Linked DNA regions of Mus musculus: regions 1 and 2 are each linked to region 3. A link is a loop called in an ENCODE intact Hi-C map of the cell type or tissue named here. Cell type or tissue: left cerebral cortex. All regions are shown on one strand. Region 1 overlaps Ctps2 (cytidine 5'-triphosphate synthase 2). Region 2 overlaps Ctps2 (cytidine 5'-triphosphate synthase 2). Region 3 holds the start of Grpr (gastrin releasing peptide receptor).

What was found. A loop is a pair of places that touch in the nucleus more often than their neighbours do. Peaks named below come from ENCODE experiments on the same cell type or tissue, not always from the same donor. Only the 100,000 strongest peaks of a DNase experiment are listed, where the experiment ranks them.
Region 1: it touches region 3 in a loop (6-fold over the local background); 4 of 42 quality-filtered maps call a loop at or near these places.
Region 2: it touches region 3 in a loop (4-fold over the local background); 3 of 42 quality-filtered maps call a loop at or near these places.

Annotation. Positions count from the first base shown.
Region 1 is chrX:162,946,695-162,954,694 of GRCm38, forward strand. The region is part of intron 13 of Ctps2 (cytidine 5'-triphosphate synthase 2); the gene reads left to right. Among named protein-coding and RNA genes, the nearest start is that of S100g, 14 kb to the right of the region's middle. In left cerebral cortex, CTCF peaks have their summits at 230 (motif pointing right) and 3,293 (motif pointing right); a DNase peak (open chromatin) is centred at 3,299.
Region 2 is chrX:162,965,985-162,973,984 of GRCm38, forward strand. The region is part of intron 13 of Ctps2 (cytidine 5'-triphosphate synthase 2); the gene reads left to right. Among named protein-coding and RNA genes, the nearest start is that of S100g, 5.4 kb to the left of the region's middle. In left cerebral cortex, no CTCF peak of the experiment used is centred here; a DNase peak (open chromatin) is centred at 3,784.
Region 3 is chrX:163,546,760-163,554,759 of GRCm38, forward strand. It overlaps Grpr (gastrin releasing peptide receptor), which reads right to left and starts at 2,977. Exons shown (of 3, transcript NM_008177.3): 1 at 2,123-2,977. The coding sequence starts at 2,538. In left cerebral cortex, a CTCF peak has its summit at 3,153 (motif pointing left); DNase peaks (open chromatin) are centred at 509 and 3,110.

The DNA of each region.
Region 1 (8,000 bases), 600 kb before region 3:
ATTTTTAGATCTTGGATGGTTTTGTTCCTTTCCTTCGCCTGTTTTATTGTGTTTTCCTGTAATTCTTTAAGGGATTTTTGTGTTTCCTCTTTAAGGGCTTCTACCTGTTTACCTGTGTTCTCCTGCATTTCTTTAAGGGGGTTATGTCCTTTTTTTTTAAGATTTATTATATGTAAGTACATATGATGCCCAGAAGAGGGCGTCAGATCTCGTTAAGGATGGTTGTGAGCCACCATGTGGTTGCTGGGATTTGGACCTTTGGAAGAACAGTCAGTGCTCTTATGTCCTTCTTAATGTCATCTATCACCATCATGAGAAGTGATTCTAGATCCAAGTCTTGCTTTTCCAGTGTGATGGTGTATCCAAGATTTGCTATGGTGGGAGAATTGGGTTCTGATGATGCCAAGTAACCTTGGTTTCTGTTGCTTATGTTCTTAAGCTTGCCTCCTGCTGTCTGGTTCTCGTTACTGCTCCCTGCTCTTGCTATGTCTGACTGGAGCCTGTCCTTCCTGTGACCCTGGTTGTGTCAAAACTTCTCAGAGTCCAACTGTCTCTGTGATCCTGTGATTCTGGGATCCTGGGATCCTGAGATCCTGGGTGTGTCAGAGCTCCTGGGAGTCAAGCTGCCTCTGGGACTCTGAGATCCTGGTGTGAGCAAGCCCCTGAGATCCTGGGATCCTGGGCATGTTAGGGTGCCTGGGAGTGGAGCTTCCCCTGGGTGTTGTGGGACTGGCTGCAGAGTTCAGGCCCAAGGTCTGCTCAGGGCTCTGGCCCAGACTGGAAGGAACCCGTGTTGCTGGTTGGGTGGGGTTCCTGTGTCCCTGGATCCCACTGGTCCCAGTTACTCCTCATGGTGTTGGGGCAGATGTTGTACCCTCCTTACCTCAGATCCTATGATCCTGGGTGCCTTAGAGCGCCTGGGAGTGGAGCTTCCTCTGGGTGTTGTGGGACTGGCTGCGGAGTTTGCACCCATGGTCTGCTCCTAATTAATTTCTTATTATGGTTAATTACTGTTCTTTTGTGATGATATGTGCTTTTTTTCGATCTGTTCATCTACTGATGGACATTTGGGTTGCTCTTACTTTTTCTCTATTGTTAATAATGTTTCTGTGAACAATCATGTATGGGTGAGTTTTTTATTTGGTTTTTGGTTTTTTGCTTTTGCTTTTTGCTTTGGTAGGAACATGTTTTCATTTCACCTAGGAGTGGAATTCCTGGGTCATGTGATAACTATGCTTAGTCTAGTAAAGAGCCACCAGACTGTTTGCCAAAGGGGCAGCAACATACACACCAGCATCCTGTGAGTGAGGGCCTCAGTCTCTGCGTTCTCTGGAGCACTTGTTACTGTTTGTGTCTGACCTCACAGCAACTGTAGTGGAAGTGAAGTGGCATCTCTTCTGGGCTTTGATTTGCACCCCACCCTACCCCATTGCTAATAACTGTTGGATATCTTTCATGTATGGAATGGCTACTTTTGCTCCTTCTTTGGAAAAATGTCTATTTACATTCCTGGTCTATTTTAGTTGGGCTCTTTGTATTATAAGTGTTCAGTTGTAAGGGATAGATGATTTTTAATTTATTATTATTATTATTTTCTCATGTGTGAGGTGCTAGATGCCACTAGTTCTGTCCTTAATTATGACACTAAAATTCCCTCCAGAGAGTAGCCAATGTCCCTTGGTAGAAGGGCACGGGTAGAACTGTCTCCATTAAGAACAATTGACTTTGGGCTTAAATGAAGGCTCAGCAGTTAAGAATGTATGGTGCAGGCCGGGTGTGGTGGCACATGCTTTTAATCTCAGTACTTGGGAGACAGAGGTGAGGCAGGCGGATAGCTGTGACTTGAGGCTAGCCTGATCTACATAGTGAGCTCCAGAACAACCAGGGTCCTGTTTCAAAAACAAAAATGTGTACCATTCTTATTCCTTTATACGCCTTACTTTTTCTTATCTCTCTGATGTGAGCAATCCCCACTGTAGTAGCTTAAGGGAGGAGTGTTGGTTTGTTTGTTTTTAAAATTAAGACAGTGTCTCATATAACCAAGGATTCTGATTCTTTTGCTGTTACCTCCCAAGTACTGGGACTCCAGGTATGTACCCTTATTTCTCCTTTATGTAGTGTTGGGGATGGAACCCCAGGGCTTTGTGAATGCTAGGGAACACTCAACCGAGTTAACTACTTCTGAGCCTTGAATGGTTTAATTTGAATTACACACACACACACACACACACACACACACACACACACACACACACCATCATGATAGATGTGGTGGGTGGGACTAGTTCTTTTTCATGTTGGTGGGAGCATGATGTTGTCTTACACTGTAGGCAGACAATAACAAGTGCCAAGCAGAGCTGGCCTATTAACCCGCATTCCATCTTAAACAGTCCAACATCCATCTGCCAACTAAACCTCTTGTCCTCTGCTTTCCTAAACAGCACCATAGCTGGGGAACAAGTGTTCAAACACACAGACATCAGGAATCTGTGGTGTAAACATTTTATGTGGGTGTGTATGTGTCCCAGTTCATGTGCGTGCTGTAGTAGAGACAACTTTCATGGGATTTGGTTCTCTCCTTTCACCATATAAGTCTTGGGGGTAGAATTCTGATTATTAGCTTGGTGCCAAGCATCCTTATTCACTAGGCCATCTTGTTAGCCCGATCTTTCCATTTTAAATAATGTAAATAGGGTCTGTAGAGATGATTCAGCAGTTAAGAGCACCTGTTCTTGCAGAGGACCTGGGTTCAGTTCCCAGCATTTACAAAGCAGCTCACAACCACCTATAACTCCAGTTCCAGGGGGATCTGACCTCTCCTTTGGCCTTTGTGGGCACTGCATAGACATGGTACACTTATATACATGCAGGCAAAAGATTCATATACATAGATAAAAATAAATCTTAAAATTAATTAAAAATATAAACAAATGTGTTTGTTCATCTGTAACTCCTACCCTTTTAATATGCACCATAGTACATTTTTCTCATGTTTTCCTGATTTGTTTTTTTTTTTTCTTAACTTGGTACTATGTGCTGGAGATTACCTCATGGAAGGATATAGAAATATTCATGCCGTTTTATAGCTTTCAATTCAAACCATAATGAACCGTCACTTCCCAGCCAGATGGTACTTTTAAGCCTCATGCTCAGAAGGTCTCATAGCAGCAAAAAAAAAAAAATCCTTAGGAGGCTTTAATAGAAATGTATTTCCTGAGTAATAGCTGTAGTGGTGCTGCCAGGAAAATGATGGCTTTTCTTTTTGAGGTGCTACTTTGAGCTAAGAAGGGATTTTGCCAGTAGGTGCCGCTATTAGACAGCTTTGTCGAGGTTAAGTCTTGGATGACAGCTTTTAACACTGTATGTGTGTGTACATGAAAGAATAATTGACACACAGGGTAAAAAAGTTAAGTCTACAGAAAAACGCATCAAAGGATTTCATTTGTCTCAGTTTGCTTTACTTCTCTTCCACAGAGGCAACTACCTTTATTTTGTGCTGTTATTAGTTCAGGAATGCATGCATGCTGTGTGTGCCTGTATGTGCATGTGTGTGTGTGTGTGTGTGTGTGTGTGTGTATACCTATCCATATATGTGGATGGACATATACTCTTTTGTGGGAGGGGCAAGCAATGCAATGAATGGTAACTCAAGACACCATGTGCACTAACCACTGGGCAACACCCACAGCCACTTTAGCTAGCATCTTTGAGACACTGTTCCTACTTTGTATTGATCACCTATTATTACCTTTGATGGCTTGTCTCGCTGTGTGTACCATGGACATGAGAGGATTTACTGCACTTATTGAATTGTTTATAGTCTTGTATTTAGGCTGTATGCTTTCTTTTTGTAGCCTGAAATCACTTTACATTTTGACCTCTGTGTACAAATATGTTCTGTATCCACACATAAGCACATCTGTGGGATGAATCCATAGAAGGGAAATTGCCAAGTCAGAGGATGTGTGCATTTTACATTTCAATGGCTCCTATACACATAAGTGAGATGAGAACAATAAAACCTAATTGCTATTGAATGTCTTTATGTGCTGAGATCACTTTGCCGGAGAAAAATAGCCTTAAGAACCAGCAGTTGTGCTGATGGCTGAAAGTCTTATTAAAGGGGGGGATGGAATCATAATGCAGCCAAGAGCACAATGCCTGAGGAGTGACTTTACTTGGGTGGGTAGCAAATACTTAGTGGGCATGGCCATTCTTGCTCTTCCAGCTAAAGAAAGTAAACATGTTGGAAATCAGGAGCCTCTCTTACGATATGTCCGCTGCTACAGTCTGTTTCATTTCATTGGTTGTCATGACCTCCCTACCTTGTTGGAATGCATGAGAAGTGTTATGGTTGCTTCCAAAATTGTCAGAGAGATGATTATTCGGAATAGATTCGTTAACAGGCATATGTAAAGTGTATTCTTCTACAGTATATGCTGAGTCTAAGAGTAGTACCCAGGAAAGAGAACACAATTTTGTTATAATCATGTTATTTCCTTGATTTATCTACAAGAGCTAATAGAACACTTTGTAGGGTTGCAGAAGACTTCTGGATCTGTAGCAACTCTGGTCTCTTTTCTGCTTTAAAGTCGTCTCAGCTGCATTTAGAGGAGGCTTCTTGGGAACATAGCTGACTTTCATTCTAACTGTTATCAGTCTGAGGGACTAGGTATCAGAGAGCTCCCTGACAGGAAAACAGACAGGAAAAGGAGCTTTAAGTAAATTAATGTCCTTTTCACTTAAACATTTAAGATGGCTGACTTCTTGGTTCTTTTTCCTCTACAAGACAAAGACTTGGTAGCCTTTTTGGTGGGACTCGCAAACTTCCTGGGAGAGGTTGGGGCTTTATATGGTGGGAACCAGTCAGCTTTCTTTTCTTTGGTGTGAGCGCCCGACTCACCAGCAAGAACGACGCCACAATAGGATCCTTCTGCACACGTTTATTGGGAGAGCATTGACTGCATAAGCGAAAGACCCTGAGCCCAGAAATGGTGCTGCTTACATAGGCCTAGGAGTGACATGTCCATACCTGATTGGTTATGCTACCAGTACCTCATTAATCTGCGTCGGGCCAGGCAGTGACTCGGCAAAAACCTCTTATGCACATGCGCACATTGGTTGTTTACCCATAATCATGGGCAGTGGCCAGTGGTAGCCAGCACCACTCTGCAACGGCACATGTGGCTTCCCACACTTTGGATTATCCAATCTTCCATAATAGCCCAAACTAGGCAATTCTGAGAAAGAAAACCCCCAACATAAAACTGTCAGCTCTCCATACAAACTCAGATTCGGGATTCTGGATCTCGGCTCCCACTGGAGGCTCTGCTTTTCCTTGTTGTTGTTGTTTTTTTTTTTTTTTTTTTTTTAGCTTTTAAATCAGTGGAGAAAAATAATCTAGCCATGATGGCATCATTGGAATCATGCTGAGTCAAAGGGATAGTGAGTTGGAGGCCTGTAGAGTATGTTCTAGGCTGTCCTCCATCATATAGTGAGACCCTGCCTCCAAACAAGACAAAACCAAACATAAGCAAACAAAACCAGAATAGCAAGGGAGATAGTGTAGCAGGCAAAACCACTTGCCCCAAACCATGATGATCCGTTTGATTCCTAGAAGCCACATAGTGGAAGGAGAGAACAGGTTCTTGGAAGCTGCTCTTTGATACCCATAATCACTGTGGCACATGCCACCACACACACACACACACACACACACACACACACACACACACACAATGTAGTAAAATATCATTAAAAAACAAAAATGTGAATTCATGTAAAATATAACATGAAAACAGAATGCATGTGTTGCCTTCAAGACGTATATGGACACTCAGATGGTGGTATTAGTAAAAGGAGGTGAGGAAGGACCTGCAGAGATGGCTCAGTAGTGCTTCCTGCTCTTCCAGAGGACCCAAATTTCATTTCCAGCACCATATTAGACATGGCCTGTTAATGCCAGCTCTAGGAAATGTAACTATCTCTTCTGTCTGTCCTCTGTGGGTTCCTACACATGCCATAGATACAGATATACAGGAATATACATATTTTACAAATTGAAAGAAAAGTGGGAGATTAGAAGTGTTTTTCCTAGAAATTAGTTTATTATTTTATGGGTGCTAGTGTCTGGACTGCATGTGTATCTCTACACAATGGGTCGGCCTGGTGCCCTGGGAGGCTAGAAGAGGGTATTAGATCCCCTGAAACTGGAGTTACAGATAATGGTGAACAGCCATGTGGGTGCTGGGAACTGAACGTGGATCTATTGCAAGAGCAGCAACTGTTCTTAACTGCTGCACCATCTGTCCAGCCCCAGGTTAGAATTCTACTACTGAACCACTCATGCGATGGCTAGAAATGTTTTAACAAGATGCAAATGGACATTTGAGAGAGTTGTAGTTGATAATATTCTGATTGGAGTTCTTTATCATAGTTATGCCTTCATTTATCTCTTTCTAAACTAGGAATTTTCAGAGTTAAAAATAATTTGACATCTGATTCGTGAAATAGTTACAGTTAAAAGCTGATTCCTATGAAGGGTAATTTATGTTATGCATTAAACATAATGAATGCATTACATTTTTTTTCTACCTTCAGTTGAAGCCCTGTTTGAGGTATTTTCCTTTGACTTATTTTTCAACAGCATTTGATGCTATGCAAATTAAGAGTTTTTTTTTAAAGTAAAAACAAGATCAAGACTCCAAAGAGCCAAACCAATAACAAATCTCCCCAAAGACCATAACCCCATGATCCTAGCACCTGGGAGGTAGAGACAGGAGAATCAGGAGTTTGAAGTTGGCTTGGGCTGCATGAGACTCTGTCAAACGAACAAGTAAACAACCACCAGACAATCTACCCCAGCGTAACCTTCTGGGCAACTTATATTACTTGGGCAATTGATTTGCTTTTAGAACATGGACCTCACACTGGCACCACAGCGTTAGCCTCCTTCTCAGCCTATCTTCTTTACCTTCTTCATGATGCTCTCAAACTGTGAGCCAAACCCTCCTCCCCTGCCTTCTTCCTTAAGTTGCTTTTGTCCAACATGTTGTCACAACAAGAAAAGTAATGAATACACCGGTCTCTCATATCCTGGTCTCTCAAATCCCCGGGTTGCTTGCAAGTGGAATTGTGTTGGTTGTTCATTTGCAATGCTGCATTTAGGACTCTAAAGTGGACAGCCTTCCAAACAGTGCCCTTCCCCAAGTATCTCCTCCCACTACCATTCAGTCATTTCTATTTAAAAAATCAAGTGGTTGAAATACTTATTTCTAAGGTATTTCCCACTGAGCTCAAGGTACAAAAGCCTGACAAATACATTAGCTTTAAAGCATTCATGGAGTCGGTCATTTATTGTTATCATTATGGATTACTCTTGAAACTCACTAATGGGTGCTCACTCCAAATTGCACTGGCCCATTTCAGACAGCAGACTCTGTAAAGGGGTGGTGGGGGGAGGGCACAGGAAAAGATGCCTTAGGCAGGGGCCATCATGACTGGAAGAAAAATGGTCCTTTTTAAAAATGAACATAGAAAATTGTATGTATTTAACATGTACAAAGTGAGCTTTGGTGTATATATACATTATGAAATGATTACTAAAATCACACCAGCATCTACTAGCCATGTAGTTCAGTGAGCTTGGTAAAAGCATTTAAGGCTGGGCGTGGTGGTGCACGTCTTTAATCCCAGCATTTGGGAGGCAGAGGCAGGCAGATTTCTGAGTTCAAGGCCAGCCTGGTCTACAAAGTGAGTTCCAGGACAGCCAGGGATACACAGAGAAACCCTGTCTCGAAAAACCAAAAAAAAAAAAAAAAAAAAATTTAAGACCTACTCTCTTTAACAGGTTTCAATTTGTTTTTTGAGATAGGGGTCTCATGCATCTTTGGCTGGCCTTAAATTCCGTACTCAGCCAAGGAAGACCCTGAATTCCTGATCCTCCTGGCTCCATCTCTCAAGTGCTGAGATTGTAGTTGAGTGTGGCTGTGTTCCAATTA
Region 2 (8,000 bases), 580 kb before region 3:
GCTGTTTTATTGTAATTTATCTGACTCGAGTACAGACTTTCTGTATTAACCAACCCGTTAGAGTTAGTGGCACTTTAGGTCAGTCTGTCAGTAGGCAGGTAGGTCTGTCTTTTGTGTGTGTGTGGTATATACATGTACATACATGTGTATACAGATCTATAGGATATCAGGTGTCCTGCACTATCAGTCTTATACCTTATTCCCTTGAGATAGGGTCTCGAATGGAACCTGAGCTTGATTGGTGGCCAGAAAGCCCAGTAAAACCACCTATCTGGTCCCCTCTCTCATAGTGCTGGCCTCACAGGCACCCGTACAGCCAGGCCTGGCATGCGTGTTGGGATCCAAATTCAGATCTTTGTGCATATGCACTGAATTATATCTCCAAACTCTATATTTATTTGTTTATTTTTACAGACCAGGTCTCTCATATGGCCCAGTCTGGCTAAGAATGACTTTGAATTCCTGATCCCTCTGCCTCCACCTCAGCAGTGCTGGGATCACAGGTGTGTGCTACCATGTCTAACAGGCATGGGTTTTAGTTGATGATTTTATACAATAGGACTCTGATTTGGGCAATGTTTTAAAAAGGGTTTTAAAAATTGTCCAGTATTTTGGTTGGTTTGTTTCTTTGTTTTACATGTAAGTTCTAGTCTCCTGGGAGGAAGTGAGTTTTGGTGACTAATCATAGTTTTTCCTCCAACATCTTTTTTGGGTTGCTGTTGGTTTGGTTTTTGAGATGGAATCTCTTTGTTTAGTCCAAGTCACAGTGTTTTCCAGGCTACCTTTGGACTCCTTCCTGGTCCTCGTATCTTCGTCGTCTGGACTGATGGCCTTACTTTAACATCTTTAAGGTTTTTTGTTTTGTTTTACATCTAAAGTGAAGTGGCAAGAATAACACACAAGGGCACCGTTTGATTAGAGCCTTTACATGGGAAAATTTCCACCTTGGTTTTTCCTCCTCATAAATCATTTGAGAATAAGTTGTGGAATTTCACTGGTTTCCCTGCAAATATCTCCTTGGATTCCTACGGACAAGAACTTTTTTCTATATAACCTCCATCTGTTACCATAGCCTATATTTCAATCTCCTCAGTTGTGGAAATATCACATTAAACTATTGTCTTTTCTTAAATGATCATTTTGGAGCTAAAACCGAGGAGAGTTGGTATCATATTTTTTTGTGTGCCTATATTGAAAAGTGATTTAAAACTGTATCTAATCCAAATATGAAATTATATGATATGTCTTATATAACATTCTCAAGTCATATCATGTACCATATATGATGTGTAGAAATATAAAAATGCATAATACACACATTCAAAGGATCAGTGTTAAAATAGTACAGGCCAGCCGTCATTTAGGCCCCACATTGTTCATTTCAAGGGAAGACCTCTGCTTAAAGTGGCCCAGTGCTGCCTGTCAGAACTCAGGCTTGTAGCAAGTGCCAACGGAACTTGAAAAACACACTGTGATTCTCCTCATTCTTTTGCATGCTTGTCTCCTCTAGTGGTTATCTCTCGAGGCTTATTGTTCTCTTTATCTTTGCACTCAAAAGCACGAGGGTAACCCGGCAGTTAGAAACACGAAATCCACTAATAGTCCCATGAAACATTAACTAACAGGCTATGGAAACATGCCATAAAGGCAGGGTGTGTTCCAAAGAGTGTGTTTTGAAATGACAGAATGGGAAAGAATGACAGGTACAAGATTGGTAATGGAAAAACTGAGACGCTCGGTCTTTGGACAGACTTCAGGTTTTTTCTCCCTCGGGAAGACCAAGTGCTCTGGGCATCTGTGCCTTCTGTGGCCACGTTTTCTGCTCAAGAATCAATAACATGGAATGCATGAAGAAAAAAAAATCCTTTTTGTGTGGTATGTAGTTCAGTTGGCAGAGTGCTTGCTTAACATGCATGAAGCCCTGAGTCTTATCCCCAGCACCCCATAAACTTGACATGGTGGTGCACGCCTGCAATCGTGGCACTTGGGAGGTGGAGGAAGGGGAATCAGAAGTTTAAGGTCTTCCTCTGCTACATATAAGAAGTTTGAGGCCAACCTGGACCACATGAGACCTTGTCTTTAAAATGTTTTGTTTTCTTTTTAATTTCTAGTTGTATGAGTATTATTCATAACCAAGTCCGCACAAAACAAAGTGGGTGCAAAATGCTATGTTATCTTTGACTTTGAGATGTAAAAGACCCTGAACTCATCCTTTCTAAGGAAGTTATGTAAAAGGATAATTTTAGTTGTCCCTAAAATTGACAGCATACTTGTCTCCCTTACTTGGCTTTTACTTGGTGCCTGTCCTCCCTGGCCATCAGAGTTCCTTTTCTTTTCTACTTCCAGCTTTCCTTTCTACTTTGACTTTCTTTTGCACTTTGCCTGGGGTGTGCATCTACTGCCTGCGCTAGTCTTCGGTTCTGAGTTCCCAGAGGCCTCTGCGTGGGAGCCAGTACTGAATCAGGGCTTTTGTTTTGCTTTCTTTTAAAACTATGGCCACTCAAATCCTACAGCCTCCCGAAATCATTGTAACGACACTATGAAAGAGATAGTGTTCCCTTTGGTCTATCGATGGACAAACAGGACAGTACCAGATTCCTGTTGCTGCTTTAATAAGTTCTTAGGCAGTACCTGGAAACATCACAAACTTACTCCCTTTTGGTCTTGTAGGTCAGAAGTTTAAAGTGGGTCGACAGGCTGTGTTCCTTCTGAAGTTACAGGAGAGACTGCTTATTTTATTTTATTTTATTTTATTTTATTTTATTTTATTTTATTTTATAGCATCTAGAGGCTGCTTGTTCACGGGTACACCCTCTATCCTGAAAGCCAGGAGCTTAACATCTTCCAGTCTGTCTGTAATGTTTGCTTTTTCACCTCTGATTCTGTCCTTCCTTCCTCTGTCAGGGTCCCACATGATTATGTGGGTTCACACTCAGAACCCAGAATAAACATCCATGACAGAGTGAATTCCTGAGAAGCGAGGAGCTCATCCCAGCTCTCTTCTCTCTGGCTTCTGTCGTGACACAGCAAGAAAGCCCGACTCCCTCATCCCAGGAACTTTAACATAAGCACATTTGTAAACTCTTAGGTCACAAAAGGTCAGAGGTCCTTAGGTTCTAAGAACTAGAATGTGGACGTCCTTGGAGAGGTATGGGAAATGAATTAACAATATATAGGCGATTGATTTGGTGAGGAGAATGTATTGATTATAGGGCAATTGGAGGATGCCCCTGAATGATGGGTGTGTGTGTGTGTGTGTGTGTGTGTGTGTGTGTGTGTGTGTGCTGAGGTAGGGAGCAGGTCTCTTTAGGAATGGAATGAAGAAGTGCTCTGTGTATAGCAGTGTGGTGGGGGAGTGAGGAGTGGAGGAGCCTGGACTTAAAGTAGCTTAGGTAGAAAGTACAGGTTTGAACCATCAGGAGTGTCCAGCTAGCTAGGGGTCATGCGTGATGTGAGAGCAGAGGGCCACTTGGGAGGGTTCCACTTGGATTTGCAGTGACAGAAGCTGCTGGAGCAAGTAGCAAGTCAGTGTCTGTTAGGTAACATACTATGATGTAAAGCTGGTTCACATTTACATGCATGTCTTCAACATGACTGTTAAAGAATCCAAATCATAGTATGGCTTAAAAAAAAAAAAAAAAGACTGTCTCCCTCCAAAACACCCAGTGGGCAGTAGGACAAGAACAGATTGGGGAAGCTTCGTACAGAACACTTGAGGAACACATAAGCAAGTCTGGGAAAATCACGAGAAGTAGGGCTGGGATGTAGCTCAGAGGCAGGGTGTTTGCCTACTGTGTGTGATACTCTAGTCCTGGAAAAAGGAGAACAACAACAAAAGAGAAGGGCTGACGAAATGGCTCAGCAAGATCAAGATGCTTGCCGCCAAGCCTGATCGCCTGAGTTCTGTCCCTGGCGTTACGTGGTGGAAGGAGAGAACCAACTACTGAAAGTTGTTCTCTGACCTTCACACACATGCGCTGGCACACAAGCACCCACACACAAAACCACACTATAAATAAATGTACCTTTAAAAGAAGCAGAGGAGGGGGGTGGGAAGGGTCTTCTAGGGGGTAGGTGTTCCTGTTTTCTCCAAGTGAAATATTCAGACACGAAACTAGTTCCCAAGATGCAGTTAGGTAGGCCCCATAAACCCTGCCATTAAGGAATTTCCTCATTGATAAGAGACTCAGACCTCCATACACTTGGTTTCAGGTTTCCTGGGACACTGAAGGACTTGAACTCATTACACTTTTATCGGGGTTGCAGAATACTTTAGTCAAGGTTAATGAGTGCCATATTTATCCTTGTGCAGTGCTTTTGCATTTCCAACAGCTTTATAATTTATTGATCTTTTTTTTTTAAATAATTTTTGTTTGTAGCCTGTATGGCTCTGTTCCAAGAAAGGACAGAATGCGGGGATCAGATGGCAGCCATCGTGTTCTATAGCAATGGTTTTTGCAAAGGAAGAAGCCTTTTCCTTTCAGAAGCAAAAACGGTAGTATTTTGGAAATGCTGGGGATAAATATAAAGGCGCTTAAGGTTTACTAACCACTTGACAGTAATAAAATTAGCATGCTTTCAAACAGTGTTCCTTTTGCCTCTTAGGATTTTTGGTTCTGTTTGTTACCTAATTAGGTTGCTTGTATAACTGGAGCGGCCCTCATCACTAGTCATCTCCCTCCTCCACCCCCTTTTGTCATCCTCACCATGTTATCTTTTTTTGAGGCAAGGTCTCATGTAGCTCTGGTGAGTCTTGAACTTGCTGTGTAGTGCAGCCAATGCCCCATTTTATGTGGCGCTGAGGCTCAAACCCAGGGAATCCTGCATGCTAGGCAAGTGCTTTACCAACTGAACTACATCTTAGGGCCCCAGCTACCATCTTTAGAGCTTGTCATGTTGTCTGAGGACCAAGTCACTGTGTTCTCTGTCCATACTTCCCCAGCCTTCTGCTTCTAGAGTGGCTCCTGCATGCTTGCTCCCAGCTGACATCATTCTGATATCATGTGTCTCTGGATGAGGCCTTCTGAACCAGGCCCAGAGAGGCCTCTCCTGATGCCTTCCTCCCTAGTGACTCTTTGCAGCCTCTCTTTATACTTTCTTTTTTCCCTGCTGCTCTGGGTGTTATTTAGACTTGGCACTTGGTTTTCTCTCCCTCCCCCCCCCCCCCCTCTCTCTCTCTCTCTCTCTCTTTCTTTCTTTCTTCCTTTCTCGAGACAGTTTCTCTGTATAGCCCTGGCTGTCTTGAAACTCACTCTGTAGACCAGGCTGGCCTCAAACTCAGGAATCTATCCACCTGCCTCTGCCTCCCAAGTGCTGGGATTAAAGGCATGTGCCGCCACTGTCTGGTTATCCCTTACTCTTTCATCTTCAACATCTTTCTTCTCCATTGACTCCTCTGTTAGCTAGCACTTCTTCTTTGAAGTGTTTTTTAAAGTTTATTCTGTGGGCTGGCAGTGGTGGTGCATGCTTTTTCGCCACTCAGGAGGCAGGAGGCAGGCAAATCTCTGAGCTTGGTCTACAGAGTGAGTTCTAGGACATTCAAGGGGTACACAGAGAAACCCTGTCTTGAAAAACAAAACAAAACAACCTACAAACCAACCCTCTCTAAGCCAAACCAGACCAAACCAAACCAAACCAAACCAACAAATGAAAAGCAAAAAAGAAGGAAAAGAATTCTTTGATAGTTTCAAACATACAATGCATCTTGATAATATCCAACCCAAATCTCCCTAACCTCCCCATGTTTCTCCTCCCAGTCTCTTCTAGCTAGCACATTTTTGTTTGTTCTTATTTTTAATTAACTAGTTAATTGATTGAGTGCTCTGCTGCACATAATGAAAAAGTCAGCAACCTTCAGCCCTTTCTTTGATACCCTCAACTCTACTCCCTTCTCCTAGTCTCTAGCTTCAGGGTTTCTAGATCATTGCTATCACATTGCTCTTTCAAGAATTTTCAAATTTCCTTTGGTGTGGAAGGAATACTTAATAGTCTTTGGTGGCCAGTGTCGTTGCTTCCTCTCCATCCTCACTCTTACACTTCAGTTTTGGAAATGATTTTTTTGGGTCTGGAGGTACTTTCAGTTTCATATCTAATGATGAACATAAAGGCAAGTTAGTTAAGTTCTATCTATCAATCTATCTATCTATCTATCTATCTATCTATCTATCTATCTATCTACCTACCTACCTACGTACCTTTAAACTTTCTTCTTTCTTAACTTTTTTAAAATTTAGAGATAGCCTTATTATGTAGGCTTCCTCTCCCCCTTTTAAAATTCTCTCTTTCTTTCCTTTTTTAAAAAAAGAACATGTGCCACTGCACCTGACCCTTTCCTAAAAAATTATTTATTTATATTTCATATGTCTGATTGTTTTGCCTCTATGTATGGATCTGCACCACATGCATGTCTGATACCTGCAGAAGGCAGAAGAAGCCATCGGATCTCCTGGTACTGGAAGCAAGGATGTCTGTGAGCTACCATGTGGGTGTTAGGAACAGAACCTGGATCCTCTACAAGAGCAGCCATGCTCTTAATTGCGGAGCTATCTCTCTAGCACTGTCCCATCTCGTTCTTAATTAGTTAATTTTACTCTATTCTCAATAGTTCAGAACAATATATTCCTTGATTACCATAGTCACTGACAACTGAAGCAATTTACCTTCAGAGATAAATTGAAGTTGGATAAATTAGGGTGAATTGCCTGAAGAATCGTAAAGTACCTCTGACAAGAAACCAGAGGAGTTTATCACTGTAGTTGGAACTTGAGTGGAACTTAAATGGAAACTGAGGGTCGGAATATACATAGAGCATGTACTGTGGCAGTTCTTGTGAACTTCCCTGCCTTTTCCTAGAAAACCCACGAAGGGCCAGGCAATTTAGAAGAGGTTTGGCTTCCTAAACTGGAGGCTGCCTTTTCTCACTTCCCTTGAGTAACACTTCATCTAACCCTCATTAACCAGCCAAAGAAGAGAGGGAGACATGCTAAGAGTTAAGGGCAATTCAGAATTAAGTACTCCTTCCCACTAGAGGTATAATCCAGTTTCCTCCAGTCCTTCCCCTCAGTGCTTCTTGGAGCTTACTTGGGTTCTGGGGTTCAGATGGCTCCAAACATTTTCTGGAGGCACTGATGAGGTCAGATATTTTCTTAGAAATTCTTCCTTTAAGACATTCCAGATGTCAAAGGCTCCTTTAGAGCTGTATGTGACACTGTGCTTGTGTGTGTGTGTGTGTGTGTGTGTGTGTGTGTGTGTGTGTGTGTGTTTGGGGCACGTATGGGATTGTCTGTGAGGAACCTGAGCAATCTGTTAGAATAGGTCAACTTACCCAACTGTACTCTGATCTAACAACTTAAACACCCAACATTGCTGATTGTGGTTGAACAGGCCTTTAGTACCAGCATTCAGGAGGCACAGCTGTGAGCTCAATCTAGCCCATTCTACATAGTGAGTTCCAGGACAGCCAGAACTATATAGTGAGACCCTGTCTTACCACCCCCCAAACCCAAAAAAACAAAAACCAACCCCTCTAAAGTCAAACCAATCCCCCCAAACTCCATGACATAAAACACTGAATCATTATAAATAGAACTGGGGAAAAGGAATCGCCAGGTTAACGAGAGCAGAAGCTATTCATAAGCATCTTCTTTCTGAGTTTTAGTGGGGTGACCCAGAAGACAGATCTGAAATTATTTCCTTGGGACTCATTCATTCATTCATTCATTCATTTACTCACTCAGCTTCTCCCTTCAGTTCGTTTCCACTATCTGGAAAGACACTGATAAGGAAAAGCTACAACTGCCCTACTCACACAGAGGCATGCATCAGACAGCTGAGAGAAGGCCAGTGAGGAGGCAAGGTCTTCCGCAGGGCCGCAGACAGAGGCTGTGGCTCCGTGATGTGGGACAGCCGAGCAGAGATCCCCGAGTTTATAAGAGTTTCATCTAGGACAAGGTGGTCTGGAGGGGGTAGTCAGTGGGACTTGACAGATAGCCTGTGAAGAA
Region 3 (8,000 bases):
ATGTTCAAGAATTTCAATAGGTAATGTCAGGTAACAGTTGCCTTTCTTTAGGAATATTAAATGGAAATGGGCAAGGCATTGGGACTCCTTCATATCCTCAATATTATAATCACGTGGTTACATAGACATTATGTAAAAATGATGAGCTGTTAACTTACTCTTTTTACTATGTTCATAGATGACACATTGTTAAGTATAGAATCCACAGTTACATTGCCAAGCCCATAAAGCTGTTGTAAGAATCTTGTAGCTTTTCAACATAAGATAAATAGAAAAGTACAAGTTTTGTATTATCGAACTGGTCAGGCATCTATTCTCATTGAAGCTAGTGTGATGCACCTGTCATTCCAGTGATCCATCAGCCCTTGCCAGGCAAGGCCAATTACAAAAAGTTAGTGAGGACACACTGCAGCTGCAGTGGCATTCAACTCAGCTTTGCACAGAGCTGTTCCTGACTGCTGATGGCAAGCTCAGTCTGGTCTGAAACTCCAGGAAGAGGGTCCCTGCAGCTGCAGTTTTCCATTTCATGCCCTCCCTTTCCATGCTGTTCGCCTCCCCGAGGAGACAGTAAACACCATCTGGACCACTGCATTCACCAGCCCGGAAACCCAAATCTCTTCTTCCTATCAAGAAAATTATGCTCAGCCTGACGTGCCCTCCACCAGTGGGAACCAACCTTAGAGCTTTTGCCAGCCCTGAAGTTTGCTGGCCCTGAGTGAACACAGAAAGTGTCTGTGGTCATTAGTACCTTAAAGGTAAATAGGCAGGGTGCAAGCAAGATGAGGGTGTGTGGAGAAACCCTGTCTGGTCCACACGATAACCTCATTTCTGGACCATTACTTTTCAGGCTCTGAGAATATCATCAGTGCTGAGCAGTGTACTTTAAATAGCTTAAGTTAAACACATGGCCACAAATACTGATAACACTGGCTTTATTTGTCCATTACTTGTGAAGGCCAGCTCACCTGAGGACGCTTTGTTCTTTTATAGCAGGAGACTCAAGCACCACAAGTAGTAAAGGAGAGGCCCTCTACTTCAGATTCTAAACTTTACAGAATTGCAGCTATACTTTTTCCAGTATACACTCTGGTCCTATGTATTTTTAACATACACCATATAGTTGACTTAAAGATAACAATGTATAACCTCTGGTCCAATAAACCTGGGTTTTTTTTTCTTAATTTAGAAATTTAGCTAGATACTAGATACAACATATTGTATCTAGTAGTCTAATCATTTCTGTGTTCATTCTTCAGAACATAAGATACAATCAACAACATGTGTGAATATCCTTCACATATATCTTTACTTGCCTGTTCAAGCATGAGTTTTCTTTTTCTTTTTAACATGGTAGATATAGATATTTGACAAATACAGGTTTGAAATATATATATATGTGTGTGTGTATAATCACATGTGTGTTTTCCAGATGTGCATTTTTCAGAATAACAGAAGACACTCAGCCTCACCAAGATACAAAGATATTGTACATAGAAGGACAGTCAACCTTGAACTCGCTTAGCTGGGCAAAAGGGAGCAAACATATTTAAAGTCATTGAAGGGAGACTTGGAAAAATTCACACACAACTGTTCTGTTCAGTCATACCTAAAAATGAACTGTAAGAAAAGTTAAGACTGTCCAAGGAAGACAAAATTCAGAGAAATGGAGCCTTTGTTGTTGTTGTTGTTCTTTCTCAAAGGAGATTTTACAGAGGGTCAGTGGGAACTTCTCTATTTTCTGAAGGATTCTGAATTGCTTCTAAAAAACACTAGCCTGAGGTTGAAACTGTAGGGTAGGATTGTCCTTCTCACTGTTCAATTAATTTTTCAGAGAAGGAGAAGACAGGGAAAGGCAATGATTTTTCTTCAGAAAAAAAATGCCCCTCAGTCTCAGGCTTAGAGATTTAATTCTCATTTGTCTCCTCGGGTCTCCACCATTCTCTCATTTTTCTTTTCTTAAACTAATATGCCAAACTCCAGAAGTAATTTTCAGAACAAAACCATGCCTGGAAGGGATTGTGAGTTTGAGTAAAAGTTCCCTTTAGGGTAGACAGCTCTCTCATGTGATTCACTGAGTGGTCCGCCACCCCAAGAGAGGATATAACTTCCAATGAGTACTTACCTGTCAGCTGACAGTGCCGTAAGTGTGAAGACAGACACCCCCACTGAAGTAAGTTGTATAAAGGGGATCAGTTTGCAGCCAATTCTGCCAAATAGCCACCTGTCAGCCAGGTACTTGCTGGCATCCACAGGGGCGCATGTCACCAGCAGCAGCAGGTCTCCCAAAGCCAGGCTAGAGATGAACAGGTTTGGCACGTTTCGCATGGACTTGACCGTGCAGAAGATCTTGATGAGCGTGATGTTGCCAATAAGACCTATCACGATGATAAGCCCATAAACTGCAGGGATGACATAGATGAAGCCCGGGTGAAACCAGTTGTCCATCTTGGGGGGACTCAGACTTTGATTGAAGGTGTCGTTGCAGGACAGGAAAGGGTCCACGTCCAAGTTCAGGTGGGAACAATTATTTGGAGCCATCTCAAAGCTTCTCTCTTCAAATGCGCCTTCAAGATGCTGCTTTGTAACTTCTGGGTTTTTCAGTTAGGCGCTGAAGGTTTGTCAGTTAGGCTCGCTGATCTGTGTGAGCCTCTTGATCTCTCTTTAAAACACTCTGAATTCACACACACACACACACACACACACACACACACACACACACACTGGTATTCCAAACTCTAGCTCAGTTTGTTGATGTTGGTTCTGTCCCAGCCTTCACACCACCAGCAAGCAATACATCTGTACATTCACTAAGTTAACAAGCAACAGAAACTCAGCCTGAAGAAAAGCTTAGAATTAAGCCCACTTTGTCTCAGCTCTTCCTACCTCCATCCTAGACTGAGTCTCTCTGGCTGCAGTTTACTAAGAACTTTTGGATTGCTATTTTCACACAGCATTTCCCGTCTTCCCTGATTTGTAGAACCTGAAGGTTTAAAGTGGGTAGAAAAAAACTGCACCAAGAAAGCCTCCAATCCTATAGGCAGGATGCTTTGGACGTCACTGGCTTCCCTAGCAAACGGCAGCTCTCCTGAGCTGCCGCTCTGAAGTGGAGCCAGGACCATGTATAGACAGCGAATGCCAGCCCCCTGCTGGACGCTTCAATCACTGCCCAGCTGCCTGCTTTCTTCAAATGAGAATCAGGCAGCAGATCACAACTCCTAAGTGGCTTAATAGATAGATACCTTTGCCTTTTCATTTAAGCTGGGAGCACCTAATAGCAGGCATTTAATAAATGCTGTTCGCTGCAAAGTCTGGGAATATCTCTGATACTATCTCCATGAGTTCAGATGTGACTCAGGACCCTCCTGTTTCTAATCTTTACTAATGTATTAAAATGGGACATCTAGGTCTGTGTGTGAGCTGTCCCAGTTAGTTCCCTCGGAATAGGGACTGCTACGGAGAACTGCATGCACGGACTCACACCTTAAACCTACAGCAACAGACTTCAGGAAAACCAGAAGTACGGTGCACATGTGCTCTTTCTTGAAAACTTCCCAAGCCTCTGACTATGGAGCCAGCTGCAGGCTCAGCACACATAGATCAATGGATGATCTTTTTCAAACCAAATTTAAAGCGCATTATTTTCTTTTGATCTAAAAATCATATGAGCTGGCTTTTTGGTGTAGCTTTTTGCATTTTTGGCAAGCTGTCAATTTCCTCCGAAGTATACAACGGTTGTAGATTCTCTCAAGAAACAGGAAACAAGAGACAGAGGGGGTGGGGAGCTAGTGAAAGAAATGAGTTATGGTCAAAGGAGTGCTGAGAAATACTCTATTAAAATGCTATCAGAATGAGACTTGACCTTTTGCTAGCACTAACAAGTACATCATAAGGCTATACCTTTATGGTATCTATTGAGCCGGTCCTTTTTGATATGTGTCAGAAAGCTAGTTAATAACAGACAGTGCTAGGGAAAGGCTCATATTTCAGGACCCATAATAAATAAAGAAAACTGCTTGATACCATGTCAGGGCCCACCCAGAAAGCTTCCAAAGGCATTGCCATGTACCTTTGCAGCATTTGATGGCCAGGTGACTGTGGTGCCCTTTTGGTAACATGAAAGAGTCCTTGTAGGCAGCAGTCAGAAGATTGATGATGCTACATGCTTGCAGGTAGAAGGGTTTCTTAGTGGAGTCCAGCACTGCCAGGATTGAGCCAATAAACATGAGTCTAGTGGTGTCAATCAGTTGCTAGAAGTACAACTTATTGATACAGGACATGAGCTTCAGTCCTGACAGACCCACCCATTTATTACCTTGGCACATTGCTTGGGCACACATCTTCAGGTTCAAGTTCTTTATTTGTAGAGCAGGGATAATTTATGAAATTCAATAAAAAACCATCCCTGGTAAGACTGTATAGTATTTATTCCATTTGATTAATTTTAGCTACTTACCACTATTACCATGATCACCATTTGGGGATTGAAGGGAAAAGATTTGCTTGGGAACAGCTCAGAAGACTGATTGATCTCAAATCAATAGACAGGAGTTCCACACACACCAGTGAATCATCAATTCCTCTGTTTACTTAAGAGGAATGTATAGCTGCCATGTACTACATATGTAAGAAGCTAGAGAGCGGCACTGATTGAGGTGATCACACGTTAGATCCATTCCCTTTCTAGAATGAAGTTTACTGCCTCCACCCCCGCCCCCCCAAAGAAAATGTAACACCTGACATTGAAGATTTCCTAGGTGCGGGCTAGGGCTTTTGAACAGAGAAAACGCAGCACATGCTTCGTGGCACAAAGGAAGCAGGGTAGCATTGAGCAAGAGAAACACTATAAGCCCCTTTATAAAGGTCACCCAAATTAGCAGAAACAGGGTGCAGAGAGTACAACATGAAACACAGCTGGAGGCAAATTGGATGAGACAGTGCTGAATCCCTTGTTGTTGCTATGAAGTTCTGCCTCTAGAGTCTGGGTACACAAAGAGGACCTGTGGGCATTATATCTCCCCATCTGTTCATCCGTGTGCTGAGTCAGTCTTGCTTCTTAAGTCCAATTAGGCTACTAGTGTTTCTTCCCATGTATGTTAAGCAGATGTGGACAGGTGTTGATTTATCAAAGCTGCCATTAGCATTGTGCCTTCTACAGCCATATAGAAATGTTCTAATGGTAGTTTAAAAGTGAATGTATATTGAGGCTTGACATCTACTATTAGCTATATTAATATATATATATACATATATATATATATATCACTAAGATAAATTAGTTACAGTGACTGTGTCCAGAACAAAGAGAGATAGAGCGAGGGTAAGGGAGGAGTAGAGAAGGAAAGGAGGGAGAGAGAGGAGGGAGAGAGAGAAACAGAGACAGAGAGAGACCAAAATAAAATTAAGGACATTGGATCCATTGGGGAAGATTTTTATTTAAGATTTCAGGCTGGCATTAGCCTATAAGACACAAATCTTAAAAAAAAAAAAAAGAGCTATGCTGGGGCCTAGCAAACACAGAAGTGGATGCTCACAGTCAACTATTGGATGGATCACAGGGCCCCCAATGGAGGAGCTAGAGAAAGTACCCAAGGAGCTAAAGGGGTCTGCAACCCTATAGGTGGAACAACAAATATGAACTAACCAGTACCCCCCGGAGCTCGTGTCTCTAGCTGCATATGTATCAGAAGTTGGCCTAGTCAGCCATCATTGGAAAGAGAGGCCCATCGGTCTTGCAAACTTTATATGCCTCAGTACAGGGGAACGCCAGGGCCAAGAAGTGGGAGTGGGTGGGTAGGGGAGTGGGTGGGAGGGTATGGGGGACTTTTGGGATAGCATTGGAAATGTAAATGAAGAAAATACCTAATAAAAAAAAAGAAAAAAAGAAAAGAAAAGGTGGTCCTAGAAAGATGGTTCAGAGGTTAAGAGTGTATACTACTCTTCAAAAGGACCTGGTTTCAGTTCCCAGCAGCCACATCCCACAAACTCCAGCTCTAAGGGCAATCCAATGTCTCTGGCCTCTCCAAGTATCTGCACTGACAAACATGTACCCACACAGAGATATACACATATACATAATTGACAAAAATATGCTCTTAAATTAGCAAGATTGTCAGGGGTGCTTCATAAAAATACAACTTCTGAGGTCCTACCCTATATTACTAACTTTAAATCTTCAATGACAGGACCCAGAACCCAATTATGATTCTTTCTCATTAGGTCTCTAGGGGATACACTGGGGGCTAACGAGGCAAACAGCATAGGCTATAGGGATCATGTCAGCATGACAGTCCATGTTCTGCCCCTTCTGATGAGGGAGGAAGGAAAGGAACATGTATAAGAATTTAGATTACTGCTATGGGTTCATGTTACCCAAGAGTAAATCCTTAAGCAAGCAGCATGGCCTCAGGATTTACTAGAAATATAGAATCATGGGCAAGTGGTGTTGCTCAACCTGTAGAGGCATTTGCTTAGGCCTAGCAACCGGACTTCAAACCGTGAACCCCACAAGGTGGCAGGAGAGAACTGACTCCAGAGAGTTGTCCTCTGACCTCCATGCTGTGTGGCATGTAATGCCTGTTCATGCTCACACACATACAAAATTAAGTAAATAAAAACAACGTTAGAAAGGCAGAATCCTAGGCACTACTCTAGTCCTAATAAGTTGCATTTAGAAGAACTAATCTTCGCTGTAACAAGATGTCCAGGAAAGTCATATGCAAGTTAAAAGTGTACGATACAGGAACATTGTAGGCATCAAGAATGTCTGGGAACAATGGTTAAAAAGGCAGAATAGGAATAGGAAACTAGGTATATGGGGATAGGAGAGACTAGAAGCTCATGCTCAGTCTGAAACCAGCAACTGGACCACCTCAAATTTAACTAAGAACCACTGCAGCCTTGCAGCTCAGTGTGGTAATGTGAGTCTGTAGTCCTAATACATAGGAGTCTTAGGCAGGAGGATCAAGAGTTCCAGACTACACAACAAATAGACAAGAAAGTAAACTACTGCACCGGGGCTTCTTCATATCCCTGATAATGGTTGAGAGTTGTTCCAGTGTCTTATGCTACGTCAGTATACCCAGGGGCAGGACTCTAATCTCAAAGATCCACCTGCCTCTACCTTCTGAGTTCTGATAATCACAGTCTGTGCCAGTTCACCCATAAGGATGGTGATTTCTTTTCCTTTCTTTTAGGGATATCACTCTGAGAATAAAAAATCAAGGACATGATGGAAGTTACTCCAGAGGGAAATTCTGAGCCTACTCTTGTGTGCAAACTGAATTCACTATAGGAACAAAGGAGTCACTGGAAATGAGAGATGAAGACAGAGAGGTAAGTAATGAAGAGAACTGAGAGCCAGAATGCCGAATGCCAAATAGTCCAAAGATAGGATGAAAGAGTCAGGAGTAGAGTGACATTCAGCTTTGATGCCAAGGTGATGTGCTGAGGGTTGGTGGGCACTGGACATGGTTTCCATGTGAGACCTGTGACAACAGAAGGGAGGAGCTGTGTAGAGGACTGCAGTAACTCTTGCTTGAAAAGAATCAGAGATGTCAAATTTTAGTGCTGCAGCAGGAACAGACAAGGCAGATGAGTCTATCCAGATCCTGCAATGCTGGGATTGTTTCAAGTTCCCTTTTCTGTTCTCAATACTCTTGACTTTTCATGGGCCGAGAAACTTCCGTGGAAGATGAGGGGTGTGTTCTCAAAGAGTCAAGTGTCAGTTTGAGCCCTACAAAGATGCAGAAACAGATGCCGATGGTCAGAGAAAGCCTGAAGAGGAAAACCACATTCTTAACCCACCTCAAAGTTAAAGGAATGTCCAATGTTGTGGCTTTTAAGTCTACCTGTTCTTGTTACGTGTGATGGATGACCTTGATTGTTGACTTGATGGGCTCAGTATCACCTTGGATTTTTGTGATTGGGTTCATTGATATGGGAAGGCCCACCCTAAGTGTGGGCAGTCGTAGTCTATGGGAAGGGTCCTGAAATGAATATAA